Regions from separate parts of the Homo sapiens genome. Here region 2 is linked to region 1. Evidence: chromatin contacts called from ENCODE Hi-C data. All regions are on one chromosome and are shown on one strand. Each heading gives the region's core, a stretch centred on a gene start or an enhancer-like site at or near the end of the contact. The rest is flanking DNA. Distances are from core to core; before and after follow the strand shown. Region 1 holds the start of STIMATE (STIM activating enhancer). Region 2 holds the start of PRKCD (protein kinase C delta).

Evidence for each region. A loop is a pair of places that touch in the nucleus more often than their neighbours do. Pooled maps may share reads with other maps.
Region 2: a map of CD8-positive, alpha-beta T cell shows a loop between it and region 1 (17-fold over the local background). The contact joins the promoter of PRKCD here to the promoter of STIMATE in region 1. A Hi-C loop is called at or near these places in 2 of 168 maps with a recorded cell type or tissue (both CD8-positive, alpha-beta T cell), 3 of 37 single-sample maps with no recorded cell type and 15 of 50 pooled maps.

What each region holds. Positions count from the first base shown.
Region 1 is chr3:52,894,183-52,899,443 of GRCh38, reverse strand. STIMATE (STIM activating enhancer) reads left to right here and starts at 1,896. Exons shown (of 8, transcript NM_198563.5): 1 at 1,896-2,153. The coding sequence starts at 1,994. It overlaps STIMATE-MUSTN1 (STIMATE-MUSTN1 readthrough), which reads left to right and starts at 1,896. Exons shown (of 10, transcript NM_001198974.3): 1 at 1,896-2,153. The coding sequence starts at 1,994. RefSeq lists a silencer at 1,634-2,343.
Region 2 is chr3:53,158,872-53,164,132 of GRCh38, reverse strand. It overlaps PRKCD (protein kinase C delta), which reads right to left and starts at 2,924. Exons shown (of 19, transcript NM_006254.4): 1 at 2,705-2,924. RefSeq lists silencers at 1,973-2,202, 2,473-3,422 and an enhancer at 5,077-5,156.

The sequences.
Region 1 (5,261 bases), core at 647-3,146:
CCTTATGCCCAACCACAATCTATTCTGCTTTAAGACGTAGCCTCTTGTTTGGTTCTCTCTAAACATGTACTGTTAACTGTTGAGCATCCTCATAAGATCCCTCTTAGACTAAAAGACAGTCATGCAATTTTAATTTTCCCTTATCCATTTATTTTTTTAATCTGATTTTCTGTATTTGCCCACGGCCAGTACTTGTGGAGAGTTTAAAATTTTATAAATTAAAATTCCATTTAAATTAAGCATTTTGTCGCATGTTCTCTGTACCAGGCACCATACTGAATTTGAATTGAAGGGTAAATAAAAATAATTCCTGCCCTCAGGAGGCTCACACTTAGCTGTGGGAGAGAGACATGTGTACAGCTGTCAAATTTAGCAGTCTGAAAAGTTTTGGTGGAACAGTACACACTAGGTAATGTGGGAGCAAGAGGGAGAGGGAGGTCAGAAAGGCTTTGACACATGAGGAGCAGTTCATGGAGCAGGGAAAAGGGAATGGCATCCATGCAGCTAGAATGCTACATAAAGGCACAGAGGTGTGAAAATGTAAGAGAAGGCTGGAGAATTGCATTTTTATTCTCTAATCAGGTTAATATTCCTGTTCACCAAGAAAGCTTTTAGCTAGCATATAACCCTCTTAGGTAATTGGAATTTGGGGGGCTATTTAATAGGAAACTTTTTCCTAGAGATGATATTTACCGTTGAAAACACGTAGCTCAGTATCAACTGGACTTACACCATATGTTCACTGACATTCTGCAGCAGGAAGGTCAGCGGCTCTAGAGCACCAACAAGAAGGTATCCAGAGAGAGCCCAGATTGGGCTGGGAGAATGGGTGAGTGTCAACTGGACTTACACCATGTGTTCACTGACATTCTGCAGCAGGAAGGTCAGCGGCTCTAGAGCACCAACAAGAAGGTATCCAGAGAGAGCCCAGATTGGGCTGGGAGAATGGGTGAGTGTCAACTGGACTTACACCATGTGTTCACTGACATTCTGCAGCAGGAAGGTCAGCGGCTCTAGAGCACCAACAAGAAGGTATCCAGAGAGAGCCCAGATTGGGCTGGGAGAATGGGTGAGAGAATGGGGACTCAGGGTCTTGTTAAAGGCAGAGCACAGGTTCTGAGAAGTTGGAAAGGGTTAGATGGGAGTGTGTGTGTGCAGGGGGATGTTGGAGCCTGGAAAATACCAACCATTTGTCTTTTACACTCTAAAGGTAGTTGTGCTCCCCAAGTGAATAAGGTGGGACATGTGCACGTCAGGTTTTCAGTGTGAAACCTGGTATATTTCCAAATGAAAGTGATTGGATTCAGGTGACCATTTAAATTATGTCTATGAAAAAAGAAAATAGACTTGGGGCCTTGATAAGCCTTTAGCTAGGGAAGTAGGAAAAAGACTCAAATGTCTGGGTTGGAGGGAAGACTCCTGTACTCAGTCTCAGATTGTTTTCCTTATTCACTTGCTTCAGAATAATCCAGGCTGCAAACTATTGGGACCCACCCCAGAACTACTGAATCACGATCTCTGAGGGTGGAATTCAGGAATGATGATAATTTCTCCAGGATATAGGGATTTTCCTTAGAGGGAAAAATAATTTGACCACAGGCCGTCCCAGCTCCTACCTCCGGACCTGGAGCTCGTGATTCCCAGGCTCTCATTCCGGTCTGCGGTGGCCGGCTCACCTGGCCTGTCTACCTGCGGGCGTGGCGGGGTTGGAGAGGGGAGCGGGACCCGCGACCCCGCCCCGTGGCCCGGCCGGAGCCCCGCCCCTCGGGGGCGGGTGGGGAGAGCTGCCGCGGCCGAGGCCCGCCCCAACCTTGGCTGCGCCAATCAGGCACTGCGATCTCAGACGTCGGGTTACGCGCGGCGCGGAGTCGGCGGCCGGGCGGAGGTACCGGCTCAGGCTTGGGATCCCGGCTGCGGGTTTGGCGGCGCTGCGCCGGCAGGCAGCGAGGCCGGGCGGGCCCTGGGCCCTCGCGCCCCTCCCGCGAGGCCTGTCATGCAGGGCCCCGCCGGGAACGCGAGCCGGGGACTGCCAGGCGGGCCGCCCTCCACAGTCGCGTCCGGGGCGGGCCGCTGCGAGAGCGGCGCGCTCATGCACAGCTTCGGCATCTTCCTGCAGGGGCTGCTCGGCGTCGTGGCCTTCAGCACGTTAATGCGTGAGTCTGGGACCCCCCGACCCTCCGGAGGCCCTGCGCGGCAGCCGCGGCCCGGCCCCCCTGGGGGCCCCTCCTGCGCGGAGAGTTCAGGCCTTGGGACCCGAATTGCTCCTCCCCCGCAAACCCAGGCTGGGTATTCCTGCACTAGGGGTAGCCCGAGCCCCTCACCTACTCGCTGTGGCCTCCAGACAGGAGTGACCCTTCCCCTTTCCACCTTAAACGTCTGTCTTTTGAGACGCCAGTCTAAAACTCGCCTACCTCCCACCTTACCATCTCGAATTGTTACCCCACTTCCCAGCCTGGAATCATGACCCCCAAGGGTGACATCCCCTTGTCCGCCCCTTCTCAGGGGCTCTTCGTGCTTAGAACCCACATCCCTCAATCCCCAGTGCGATGCTGAGCTCTTTTCTGCCCCTTCACTCTTCAAGGATCTGCCTTCTCCGTTCACATTTAAATCCTGCTACTTTGCATCCCTCTCAACACCTGGAGTGTTAGGGCCATGCCTTCCGTTTCCCAGTACCCGCCTCCCTCTCCGTGGCCCTTCTTCCTCAGCTTTAGTTTCCCTTTTGTCAGGGTAGGACCCACCCAGTCTGCCTTCTTCCCCAGATCCCCTTCCTCTCGTTTCTTCCGGAACAGGCCCACCTGTTCCATCTCTGTCCCAAGCTTTCCTAATAAGCCGCATCTATAGCTTCCCCTGGCTGTTCCCTTTCCACTTTTATTCTTTATATTTTAAGTTTCCTTTTCCATTAAACTTGGGCACCTTAGTGGCTGAATAGAGAAGGAAGCCCCCACCCTGTTCTCATGTGTGCTGATGGGGGGTGGGGGGGGGCTTCTGTTTTTCATCGTGTGCATCCTTCCCTTATTAAAGTAACAAGAAGTTTTGCTCGACATGTAAGCCTAGGAGTGCCCTTGTGACTGCGTTTTAGGGGGAAGGAAAGGTTATAACTATCTGTGCAGAGTCATTAATTCCAAAAATGACTTGTTCTCAAAACTTCCCCACTGTGCTTGTGTGGACAGAGTGGAGAGTTCCTGCAGAAAGTATGCTTTGGGGTACTCAGGAGGGATCTTGCAGCTGTGTGCCTTTGTCTTGTGGGGTCCAGTTGCTGGAGTGGCCACCTTGCTTGTTTATAACTTGGGGTTTCTTTGAGTGAATTCTCTCAGGCTTTAAGTAACCCTGAAGAGGCTCTGATCATGGATACCGCGTTCTTCTGGTGGCCTGTCCTTGATAAGTCTTATAAGTGCCCAACTGTCTATGTTTGCCACTTTTTCTTTCCTTTTTAGTCCCAACTTGCCTTGCTTTTTCTCTGCTAAACAAATACCCACTTGTTCCCACAGTAATAATTTGTGACAACTTAGCCAAAATCCGCTGCTGACTTGGGCGCATGTACTGTACGTGTGTGTTTTCAAGACATGGTGAGTGGATCTTCATACCCCTCCTACTTCTCTGTCCTCCAGACAGCCTTCCTTTCTCTCTGAAGGAAGTGTAGGTTAAATTTTTCTTTTGCTCCCTAACCTGAGGTTTCTTAGCCTAGCTCTGGCTGTTTCCATAGGTTTGATTGATGCTGATGGCCCGGCTTGTCCCCTAGGGTTTGACACTTGTGATTCAGAGAAGGAAATGTGATGATGACAGGGCAGAGTTGCTCACAGCTGAGAAGTGTATCGGGTTGAATGTGTTCTGAGTGGAGTCTTCAGGGACATATTCACTTCTTTACTTAATCTTCAGCGTGAGCACATGTGCAAATCCCACTGTGGTTGGTACTTTCTGTGTGCAGAGATTGAACTAGAAAGCAGTCTCTTGTTCACTGTGAGGCTTGACGTGGACGGAGCTTGTGGAAATGGCTGGTGGGTCCTGGGGTGATGTGGGTAGGAGTGATGGGGAGAAGAGCTGGAAAGGCTAGAGCTATGTCTGCCCTGACACAGAAATGGAGGTGAGAGCAAGAGCCTCCTCCCCCTACCTAGAAGCAGACAGAGCAGGCCAGGGCAATGGTACTCTGGGAGCTGGACAAGAAGAAGCCCACTGACTGGGATGCAGTCAGGGTGGGGCCCTTCTTATCTCTCAGATTTCTTGGTCCTGTTGAAATAGAACTGCGAGGCTTTTCCTTCTTGAACTACTGGGAAGAGGAAGAAATCTCTAAGGTGGAAGAGGAACGAGATCAAGGTAGCCTTAAGGAAGTACATCTGCGAGCCATTTGGCTTTGTCCTGGGCTATTAGTCCTCCGTCCTTCTCAGTCTGGCGGAGCTGCCAGGAGGGGCATCTGTTGAAGGCCAGGCTCCCCTGACGAGGGTCCCCCTCGCAGCCCTGAGGGAGGGAAGTCTTAGTGTGTGTTAAGGTGAGGCCACTCCATCCTTCCTCAGTTCTGTTATCTTCAAACATTTTAAATACCAACCAGTCTGTTCTGAGCAGTTTAAACAGCCGTTGTCCTTTGAGGGGCTGTTTTTGAGATCACAGTCTTTTCCCTTCTGAGTACCCGTGGCCCTCGAGGCAATGGGCTCACTGCCTGTCTTCTGGAACGCTTCCCCAGTCCTGATGGCCAACACTATTGTTTCCTGTTGGACCAGCTCTGACTGTAGAATGAACCCATTTCTCTGCAGACAAGCTGTGAGGTAGTTTTCCTTACTTCACCTCCCTGATTTCAGTGACCCCTCAGACCACTGTCTTTATGTTCCTTTTTCTATCCAGAAAAATCACTTTTTTCTCCACTTACACGTTGCCTTGTTTTTGTTTGTTTGTTTCTTTGTTTTTAATCTGGAGAGGTTTGTCCTGAAGGAAGATTACTTATATATATTAATGTCTCTGGGGAGGATTCTGGTTCTGCAAGAATTTCTCATTCTGGTGCTTTGATAGACTTCTTGCCTTACTATGTAGGGTTTATAGACCCTCTTGGTCCAGGCAGTTGAGAATGTATATGCCAGGTCATACATGGTAGCCCATTATTCAAGCTGCATAAACATGCAGACTGTTACAGGCACCACCCACACACATGTCCCAGTGTCAGCACTGCCTTGTTGAGTTGGCGGGCTTCCTAGAGGCTCCAGCTAAGGTACCCTGTGTACGCAAGGAAAGATGAACATACTCAGAGACAAGCTTATGAAGATACTTTCCACTTA
Region 2 (5,261 bases), core at 1,675-4,174, 260 kb before region 1:
TTCTCTGAAGGCCAGCTCAAGCCTCTAAGAAAGATTCTGCTCCCCAGATGTGAACCCCTCCCCCAGCTGGAGACCCCCATCACCATTCCCTGGGGGCAGAGGCATCCTTGGCTTTATCTTTTTGTCTGTACTTTAAATTATTTCTAATTTTAATCTAAACTGTGCCAGCTAAATGGTGTCAGCGCCCTGCAGTCACAGCTCTGAATCATCCCCCACCCCTGTCTCCCCCATCGCTACTACTGACACTAAGGTCTGGTGAGGGAGGGGCTGTCATGCAGGCTGAACAGGGCTGGGTACTGGGGGCTCTGTCTGGGCATCCCCCCTCCCTCAAGCTGCTTGGTCAAGGAGATGGGAAGGGGCAACAGACAGGCAGGAAATTGGGTTGGATACTGTCTGGGCTTTCTTTAGCCCCAGCTCCCAGGAGAATGGGAACCGTATAGCTGGGGGTGGTGACAACAAAAGACTTCACATGTGCTGTGTTCTCACTATGGGCCAAGATTGTGTTAAAGGACCTTTAACACAGGAACTTTTGTCCTCACTCTCTCCATTCTGCAGATAAGGACACTCAGCCTTGAGAGGCCTAGCTTGGGTCTCTTGCTCTTAACAGGCACAAGCAAGTATTGGAGCCCAAATAATTCTTGGGTACAGAGCCCGAGGTCTTGGTCACAACACTACAAACCCCAAGACTTGCCCTCTAGCCCTCTCCATGTGCACACCCACATCCTCATGGTCTCCCACACACTCACACACACACCCCCACACTGGGCTCTCACCTTCCCTCCCAGCACTGTCACCACACACCTTGTCACACCCCCTCCTGCCGCTAACACCCACGCCCAGGCACTCTCGGTTCCCCACAATCACAGTCACTCCCCAAGCATACACCGGCAGTTTCATAGACTGTGTCCCACCAGTCACACACTCCTACCGTGGCCACACACTCCCAGGCTTACCCCAGCACTGTCCCATCGCATAGCCCTCACACCACCCATCAGCCAGGTACAGCTGCCCAGACACCACCACACCTCTCTGTCACACACACACGCACACACACAACCACACATATCACACATGCACCATACAGCCTCCCTCTGCTGGCCTGCTCACCAAGCCCCAGCTCACTCCACAGCAGGAACGAGGAAACCCCAGGGATCAGTCCCCTCCCTTAGTGACCAGGTGGGCCTGGTCACAGAAACTCAGTGGCAGAGGGAGAGCCACACGTGAGTACACACACATACACACACTTATACAGATACACTCACACATGAGACTGGTGGGTAGGCACCCAACACCAGGGGCTTCCACAATTAACAGATCTAACGTACTCATGGCCAGTTGGTCACCATGATATACCCAGTGTGCAACACCGAAACCTCCAGACACACAGGGACACACACACTAGCAGGCAAGGACACACACACACACACACACACACACGAGTCTGGTGACAACAAACACACCAAGAATGGTACACACAGTTGCAAAAGACACACACAGAGCCTCAGGACACAAACAGACATACACACATACACACAAGCAAGTCACACATGCGAAAAAGGACACACATGCACAGGCAAGTCCCACAGTGACAGACAGCACAGAAGCTGACACAGACACACAACATACCCACACACCCAGATACCAGTGACTTAGCACAAGGAGACAGCTTCCACGCATACAGGGTAGGCGTCAGAGAAGGGGACCCCCCGCCCACTCACAGCAGATCCTTCTGACCAGGTTTAAGGCGGGGCTCGGTGGGGCTCTCCCCTGCCCCAAGAGAGAGGGAACTGGGGAAGTGGGAGCAGTTCCGATGGTGCTCTCCTTCTGCCGCTCCACCACCAGCCAGGAGGACCCCCCCCCCCGACCTCCTCCCCTCATCTGGTGGAGCCCCCACAACGGGAGTGGCATCTGGGTTGGGGGCGAGTACAGACCGTATCGGGCAGGGGCCACCCTGGGAGGGGTCTCAGAGGGGCGGAGGGGTGGGGTGGGAAGGGGGATGGTGGAGACTGGAGCCACGCCCAGCCCAGAGACGGATGAAGGGACCGAGAAAGACTCTTGAGACCGAAAGAAGAGACAGCGAGGAGGAGGCGCCGCGCGGGTCGGGCCTCCAGGGACCCAGGGGCGGGAGGCGAGGCCCGGCGGGCGGCCTGGCCTGGGCCCCGCGGTAGAGCGGAGAGGCGGCTGGACTGGCAGGGGGCGGCGAGCGTGGGCCGGGGGCGCGGCTCCGGGAGGACGGGATCGAGGGGGCGGCGGGCGGGGGTAGGGGTGTGGGTGGGGGTGGGGCGATGGAGCACGCGGAGGGCAAGGGACGGACGGATCGGGTGGCGAGGGACAGAAGGATCGGGTCTCGGAGAGGCGCGCAGGGGGAGAACACAGAGTGGGTGGCGACAGACGGACGGACACAGGGCCCGGGAGAGAGTCGGGAGGGACGGACGGGCCCCTCGGAGGAGCGGGAGACACACGGGCGGGTGGAGGGGCCGGGAGCGGGCAGACAGAAGGACCTCAGCCCCCACTGTCTAGCGGAGGGACACACAGACGGACAGGGGGACGGAGTCACCGGCAGGTCTCGGCGCGGCGGGACTTTCGCTGACCGCGGCTCAGTTTCTCAGTTTCGGAAACGGGAACTGGGGCGGGAAGGGGGAAGGAAGGGCGCCGCGCCCTCGGGGTAGCCCCGATCCCGCGCCCGGACCCGGCCCTCACTTACCTCCCGTTGCAGGGGCAGGCGCCAAGGGTCGCGGCGGCAGCGGCGGGGGCGCCGCTCCCCGGCGCGCGCGGACGGGGTTCGGCGCGGCGCTGACTGGGATGGGCCAAGCGGCCAGTGAGGTGTGGCCCGGGCCTCCGCGCGGCGGGCGGGCGCCGGGGGTCGCTCGGGAGATGTGGGCTACAGCCGCCTCGGGCTCCGGCGCCGCGGCACACGGAAGTGCGAGGGGGCGGGGCCGAGCGACCTCACCCAGGTGCCGCCGGCCCCGCCCCCGCCAGGCCCCGCCCCCGCCAGGCCTCGCCCTGCCAGGCCTCGCCCCGCCAGCTGCAATCGGGGACAGCGTCCCTCCGCCTCTGCCTGCGCGGGACACCGAGTCTCCCGGTCCCTCTGCCCTGCCTGGCCCTCTTCGCATCCTCCCGCCATTAGCGCGCAGCCAGCCCTCAGAAGGGGCCCATTTTACAGAGGAGGACGCTGAGGCCCGGTGGGGAGGCTCCCTCCGCCCGCTGGGGCCTGGGAGGGGCCGGCGGGGGTTCCCCCGCTCCCCACACCCACGCCCGGGACTCCCCACTGGCCAGCTGGCCCGCCTCTCCTGGCCCCACTCCTGCTCTTCCTGTTGGCTGGAGCTCGGACGCGGCCGGGCGCGGTGCCCGCCGCCAAGCCCGCTGTCCCGGCTCTGCCCCAAAGACTGAGCTGGTTAGACTCCAGGGTCGGAGGTTCTCGCTGGTCGGGCGCTGCACTGCTCCTCAGGCGGTTCTGGGAACTGCCCCTACTCGGACTGGCAGTTGCCCCTACCCCGATTGGCAGTCTTCTGCTTTCCTGCCCCCACCTTTGAGACCTCTCTATTGCTCCTGGCAGGCGCCTGAGCCTCCTTTCCAGACATGGAACTTGGTTGTCAGCCATAACTCCTTCATTCATTCATTCACTCATTCATCTATTCACCGAGTGTCCCCTAGGCTCAAAGTCTAGGGACCAGTTGGGGTTCTAGGGAGTCCATTCCCCTGTCCCCAGAGCTCAGAAAGCCAAGACATTAGCCTTATACTCATCCAAAGAAATGTCACTTCCCAGGAGACAAAAAAGAGGGTTCCAGGTCCTGGGGAACCACCTAGAAGGGATAGAGAAAGTCTAGACAGCTCTTCCCAGCTGAGACACAAGGGATGGAAGTGGGGGACAATCCCTGAGGTGGCCTGAGCTGAGAAAGGGGCTTGTGACAGAGACAGGCCATTGGACTTTGGTCTTCTCACAGAGCAATGAGAAGGTGGTGAAAGCTATTACAACCAGGCAGGATGACAGGCTCAAGGGGGCTCCTGCGGGATAGATGGGGCAGAGGGACAGCAGGGCAGAGGAGAGGCTGGATGGGGGACAGAAGGGCTGCCACGTTGTTCAGGTGGGAGGACCCTGGTTGAGATTGCGGAAGATGGATGGGGAGAAAAGGCCAGACCAGGTGGGTTCAAGGACTATCCTTTGGGAAAGACTTTCTCTTCACACCCAGGCCTTGAGCATGCTGTTCTCTGGGCCTGAATGCCATTTCCCACCCCACCCCCAAACCTCTACCTGCCCTGGTTGTGTCCATTCAAATGTCCCTCCTCCCTGATGCCCAGTTGTAATGCACGGCACTTCCCTGAGTGAAGGACCATATTCATTAGCATGTTCTGTGTCCTGATCCCATCCCACCCCACCCATCATGCCCCATGGCTTCCCTGGGGTTGGACTGGAGGAAAGGGTAAACAAGGTGAGCCTCAAGTGACCTTTGCCCACTTGGGATCGGGTTTCCTTCTGGCTCCTCCTTCAGGTCCACAGTAAGCCAACCCAGTCTCTCCCTCAACATAAACAATAGGCCCACCCTGTGCCAGGGACTGCAGCCAGAGGGAGGACTGACCCTTGAGGAGCTCCAGGTCCAGCCACCAGACCTTTGTTCCCACTCCGTGTGGTTCACCATGGAAGAAGGAAATGAATAATCATGGCTATCGCTGATAGGGGCTACCCAGCACCAGGCTGTGTGCTGGGTGCTGGATGTGGGCAGTCTGAACAGTTCTCAAGAGGTGAGGGCTGCTGTTAGTGCCAGTTTTGGTGATGAGCAAACTGAGGCTCAGAGAAAGGAGAAGCGACTTGCCCCAGAGTACACAGCTAGTCAGTGGCAGACGCAGATTCAGACCGAGGTCTGTCTGGCTCCAAAGCCCATAGTTTACATCAGGGATCTCAATTTCAGCACCACTGACCTTTGGGACAGATGATTCTTTGCTGTGGGGGCTGCCCTGTGCACTGTAAGGATGTTGAGCAGCATCCCTGGCCTCTGCCTAGTGGATGCCAATAGTACCTCCCTGCTTTAACTTGTGACAGACAAAAATGTCTCCAAACATTGCCAAATGTCTGCTGCAGGGCAAAATTACCCCTTGTTGAGAATCACTGCTTTGACATATACTGGTGTTACAGGAACAAGATTTACATTAGACAACAGGAAGCACTTTCCTGATCCTCAGGATATGCAGACTTGTGAGCTCAGGGGCTGCAAGCATACACTGGCTTCAGCCAATCTTTCTCCTCTAGAGAAAGGGGAAGTGCG